Regions from separate parts of the Mus musculus genome. Here region 2 is linked to region 1. The links are chromatin loops, found by intact Hi-C in ENCODE. Cell type or tissue: heart. All regions are shown on one strand. Each heading gives the region's core, and the rest is flanking DNA. Links, peaks and the distances in the headings are about the cores only.

Evidence for each region. A loop is a pair of places that touch in the nucleus more often than their neighbours do. Peaks named below come from ENCODE experiments on the same cell type or tissue, not always from the same donor. Only the 100,000 strongest peaks of a DNase experiment are listed, where the experiment ranks them.
Region 2: a loop joins it to region 1, with 2.4 times the contacts of the local background. A loop is called at or near these places in 3 of 42 quality-filtered maps.

The regions. Positions count from the first base shown.
Region 1 is chr6:47,977,739-47,980,647 of GRCm38, forward strand. n-TCgca57 (a tRNA gene) reads left to right here and starts at 1,259; the gene lies at 1,259-1,330. It also overlaps the pseudogene Gm6443. In heart, for the core only: a CTCF peak has its summit at 1,467 (motif pointing right); a DNase peak (open chromatin) is centred at 1,313; H3K27me3 peaks cover 1,438 bases.
Region 2 is chr6:48,084,779-48,087,687 of GRCm38, forward strand. It overlaps Zfp746 (zinc finger protein 746), which reads right to left and starts at 1,815. Exons shown (of 7, transcript NM_001163475.1): 1 at 1,537-1,815. The coding sequence starts at 1,560. In heart, for the core only: CTCF peaks have their summits at 1,218, 1,862 and 2,728; DNase peaks (open chromatin) are centred at 1,303 and 1,893; H3K4me3 peaks cover 1,963 bases; H3K27ac peaks cover 1,420 bases.

The sequences.
Region 1 (2,909 bases), core at 285-2,784:
TCGACCACGGCCACGGCCTAGACCACGACCGCGGCCCCAAGACCGCTGCGGAATCCTCTGCAGAAGCCGGCGATGGACTCCTAATCCTGGGCCCCCGGGTCCTCCGGACCCTCCCGCTGCATCGGTGTCATTCGACATTTGGTGTTTTCCTGAAGAAGTGTTTAGTCTTCTTTAACGTAGTAATCTCAAGTGAGTTTTTGGGATGGCCTGCTCTAGTCTCATTTTAGCTACCCCTGACTTCTCTTCACTCCGTGAACTCATATTCTAAGTGCAACTGTGTCCAGGCTAGTTTTTTGTCAACTTGACAATGTACTAGGGAAGAAGGAATCTCAGCTGAGAACTGCCTCCATCAGATTGCCCTGTAGGCAAGTCTCTGGAACATTTTCTTAATTAACGATTGATGTGGGTAGTGCCATCCCTGGGGAGGTGGTACTGGGCTGTAAAAGAAAGGAAACCGAGCAAGGCAGTGAGCCGCATTGCCCCTCTCTGCTCCAGTTCCTGCCACCATGTTTCTGTCCCTACCTGTTCACGCGATGACTTCCCTCGAACGACGGGCTGTGATTGGGACAGAGAAGCCAAGGTTTCTTCTCCAAGCTGCTTTTGGTTATAGTATTTTATCACTGTGATTGAAACCCAAGGCCTTTCACGCCACTTTTGTGTCCCGTGCCTGCATTTGTGCAGCATGGATAGGAGCAGAAACCACACCAGACCAACCAAAGTCAGGTACAAGCCTCATTTCTGGAGATTTAAGTATGAGGTGTGAGCTTACAGGTTATTTACCGCATGGAGAGACGCCTGTGAAACATTGAAGCTGACTTACTAAGGAACCAAAGCTGGGTTCAGTGGCATATTCCTATAACCCCAGCACTCAGGCAGCAGGAGGAAAACAGTTAAGTCCAACCTGGGCTGTATAGTAGGACCCTGTCTCAATATCTCACCCTGCCATAAAAAACAAAACAAAACAAACAAACTCCAAAAAAAAAAACCAAAAAACAACAACAACAACAACAAAAAAAAACAAACCCAAACCAAACCAAACAAACAAACAAAAAAAGGCAGGGAAGCAAAGCTAAAGAGATAGAGTTCTAGTGTTTGAATTCCTGATATTCATTGGCTTCTCTGATAGTTCCACTGTTGTGGCCCAGTAAATTCCTTTTATTTTGTATCTATTAAAATTTAATGTGAATCATTCGCAGCTAGTGTGGCCATAACAGCAAAGAGAAGGTAAATTGGTTCAGAGAGGCTCTTTCTGCCAGCAGGGGGTATAGCTCAGTGGTAGAGCATTTGACTGCAGATCAAGAGGTCCCCGGTTCAAATCCGGGTGCCCCCTTACAGGCCCATAGTCGAGGGGCACTCTTTTGAGTGTGTGGTAAGTACCATTTAGGAGAAAAAAATAATGATGTGGAAAAAGAAGGACATTTCCTAAGATATTTCTTAAGAGGTGAAGAAATCAGAATCGGTAGTAGGTGTCCACCAGAGGGAGAGAGAGAGCAAGCTGAAACTGGGAAAACAAAACCACTGATAGAGTATTTGCTTGGAAGCATAGCTACACAGATGACCTGGCTCATTGACATTTCACTTCCCTTGCGCAGGGCTTAGTCTCATTTCCTTTGAGCTTTTTCTTTTCCCCCACAGCTGACAAAAGCATCGACCAAAATAGTTTCTCCTTGTTGATCTACACACTGGGCTTAAGCTCAAAGACCCCTTGGCCTTGGGGTTTGGTAAGAGAGCACAATTGAGGTGAAGGACAAGAAACCCAGCATAGGTTTACTGTGGTGTTTATTCACAGTAGCAGGAATACAAAAGCAACATGGGCAGCAGTGATAATGGGCAAGCAAAATGTAGTGTACATATATGACAAAAATTTAATTCAAGTTTTTTTTTGTTTTTTAAAGAAGGCACTGAGGGGTGGTGGTTTGTATGAGAATAGCCCCCATAAGCTCAAAAATTTGAATGCTTGGTTCCCAGTTTGGTGGAACTGTTTGTGAAGGATTAGGAGGTGTGGCTTTGTTGAAAGAGGTGTATCACTGAGAGGGTGGGAGGGAGAGGGGAAAGGCTTCAAGGTTTTAAAAGCTCATGCCAGGCCCAGTCTCTTTCACTGCCTTCAACTTTTGAATAATATGTAAGCTCTTAGTGTGCCTTTAATCCCAACAGTGGTTAAAGCAGGCAAATTTCTGCAAGTTCAGAGTTCCAGGCCATCCTGGACTACATAGAGAGTTCAAGGACAGCAAAAGCTACAAAGAGAAACCCTGTCTCAAACACGCACGCGCACACGTAAGCTCTTAGCTACTGCTCCAGCATCATGCCTGCCAGCCTGCTGCTATGTTCCCCATCATGACGATCAGGGACTGTAACCCTCTAAAACTGTAAACTGTAAACTGGTTAGTAAGCAGCACTCCTTGATGGCCTCTGCATCAACTCTTGCCTCTAGGTTCCAGCCCTGTTTGAGTTGACTTCCCTACTGTTATTGATGATGAATGAAATGTGGAAGTGCGAGTGAAATAAACCCCTTCTTCCTCAAGTTACTTTTTATCGGTGTTTCATCACAGCTATAGAAACCCAATGAAGACACATTGTAGTACACACCAAAGCCAACCTGATCAACTAGGCCAGTCAGGGATACACAGCAAGACCCTGTTCAAAACAACAACATAAAGGAGGACATTCAAATGTATGCCACAGCAAGGGCACTATGCTAAGTGAAGACAATTTAATGACATAATGACAAGTGTGGGTGCTAGGAAGACTGCCCAGTTGGTAAAGCGCTATAAGTACTTAGTTCAAACCTCTGCACCACATTAAGGATTTAAAAAAAGGGGGGGGGCAGGCTTTCCAAAGGTCCTGAGTTCAAATCCCAGCAACCACATGGTGGCTCACAACTATCTGTACAGCTACAGTGTACTCATATA
Region 2 (2,909 bases), core at 253-2,752, 110 kb after region 1:
ACAAACAAACAAACAACAACAAAAACAAAACAAAACAAAAAACCAAAAAAACCAAGTTCTAGAAACTAGTGTGGACTCATCTGAGTTGCTGAGAACCAGAAAATGGGAAGACATGAGAAAATGGGGACATGAGAGCTTGACCAGAGGCAGAAAAGCTTGCCTGGGTGGTGCTCAAGAGTTCCTCAGGCTGTACAGAAGGAAGGACACTGGCTCTGACTGGGGACGTTCAGTGGGTCTCAGATGGGTTCTGACTGGCAGAACTGTTAGAGGGAGCAAGTGCTGTGGAGGACACTTCTGGTCCCTTACTCCTCAGGACCAGCCCTGACTGGGATTGCCCCAGACTAGAGTCTATTTCAGACGTATCCTTGTACTTTGCCACCCATTCTCTCTGCTGCAATCTGTGTGTTACACAAAGACATTTGCACAAACATCTATCTTGTTGATGTCATTCTTGTTTAATTTTTTTTTTTAAATGGGGTCCATGGTCTTTGACCTGTGTAGTTGGAAGTAGGGGTTGTGCTCTACTGAAGCCTAGCACCTTGCTAACTTAAAGCGAAGGTGGGATAGTCAATTGCCAAACAGCTAGGGAAGCCAGTACTCTGAGACCGGAGTCACTGATGCCAATTCCTTCAACTCTTTCCTACCCATATGACGAAGCCCAGGCCTTCCCAGCCCCTTCCATTTCTGCAGCCTCATATCCAAAACCATATCTCCAGGCTTGTGGACCAGTTTTGCACTGTCCTGTGTCTGGCCCTTGCCTCTCTTTGCCCAAGCCCTAGAAACCCTAGCTAACTCAACTCACAGAAGCACAGATTACCTGGCTGGGCGGGAGGAGCACCAGAGTCTGCTAAGCACCTGCATTCGAACCTCCACCAGGTTGGCTACGACCTCTTTCTGTTCGACCATAAGGCTACTCGTGTACCTGGACTGCTTTCCTTATTACAGACATTGAACTGTGAGAGCACTGTCTTCCCACACTTTTCTCGCTGAGATTCTTGGCAAGTTAACTTCGTTGGGCCTTCAGCTTTTCTTTTGTATGAAATAATAACTATAATAGTTACTACCCCACAGGTTTGCAGTGCAGACAAAATCATGCCTAAACCGGGCTGAGTGCAGCGCCAGCCTGGCTGGACAAATACGAGCAGTCCTCGCGTGCCGCCTGAGGAGGGTTGGGCACATAGTGGGTGCTCACTGTCTACAGAATCGACGTCGGACACCTCCCAGGTGCCACCAGGCCGCTGGGGGGAGCTGGGAGAGGGAAGCACCGGCCCGGCGCTGAGGAAGGAGCCCGGCCCGGGGACGCGCAGACCGGGAACTTGGCGCAGGTCGGCCTCCCGGGCGCGGACGGCCGTTCCCTGCGCTCGGCTCCACCCGGTCCGGTAGGCCCCGGAGGACCTCGCGGCCGCCCGCCGCAGCCACAGGACCCGCAGGCCCGGTCTGGCCCGGAAGCCCTCCTGGGGCCTGCGGCACAGTGTGCTGGGCCCCGGCCTTCCGGGGCCCGAGGCCGCGCAGGCCAAGCGCGCGGGCCGCCCTTACCGGAGCCGCGGCCGCCTCGGCCATGGCCCTGCGCTGTCCTGCTCGGCGCGAAGGAAGTCGACGCCGCGGCGCGCGGCCCCACGCAGGCCCGGCTGCCGGGTCCTCTCCGCCGGCAGCGCCGCCCGGGCCTGCCGCTACCTTCCCCGCCGCGCTCCTCGCAGGCCGGCCTGCTGCCGCTCCGCCCGCAGCCGCACCGCCGCCGTCAGCGCCCGGCCGCTCCACACTGCATCCTGGGAGCCGGTGCCGCGGCCAGGCCGACGAAGGCCCGTGAGGCTTCCTGGAGGCAGCGCGGCGGCACAGCTCCACCTGCAGCTCGAGCGGCGAACGGCAGCGCCGGCACCCGCTTGCCGCCGCGCTTGGCCCCGCCCTCCTCACGAGGCCCCGCCTCGGCCCGACCTCCGACCACGCCCCCGCATATCGCCACGCCCCCCGCGGCGCCAGTGCTCACCAGCGATGTGCCACCTGGTTTGGCGGTATAAAACTTGGGGGTACGGCCTCGGCAGGCAGTGCGCACCCCGGCACGGTCACTTCCGCAGCTGTCCAGCTGTAGCACGCCTATTTTTGCCTTGAAATGGAATGAATGCTTCCAACAATAGAAATATGGCTTGATAAGTCACAGTAGGTTCTCTGTAGGATTATGTATGTGTGTTATAATAAACATTTTAATGACACAAAAAATGTGGGGTTTCTATAGTATGTATACTATAATAAACATTTTAATGACATGAAAAATGGGTTAAAATGCCATCGTTTAAAATCTTTTTGAATGCAGTTGGAGATACAGTTCAACGGCTAAAAGTACTTGCTGTTCTTGCAGAGGGCTGGGTTTCAGTTCCCAGCATCTCACCACAAGCTGTAGTTACCGCAGATCCAACGCCCTCTTGTGATATATCAGGTAAGCGTGGAAAGATGTTGAACGAGAGTAGTCCGGAACTACTTCATTTTGGCGTTAAAATGCGTAACAAATGTATAACAAGATGTGTGTTATCATGTGTATTATTCATGTTCATACAGTGTTCATATAAAAGGTTATGTCTAACAAAGTTTAGGTAGGTTTGGAAGCATGTCCATTAACGTAGTGCCAGTAGACCCCAGACCCCTAATTTTTTTCAATTCATATTTTTGTTTTTTAATAACAAGGAAAGGAAGAAAAAAGTCAAAATGTAAAATTTCTCCAGAAGCCTAGTGTGGAGCCCCGTGTGGCAAAGAAGATGTATTGCCATTCAGAATTGCCTTCCATGCCACCCCCTAGCAGGAGCCTGCAAGACCAGTGCCTGAGATCTTTTTGTTGTTGCCATTCGTTATTTATTTTATGATTTACTTTTATTTTTGATTATGTATATGCACACATATGTATGCAAATATGTGTACGC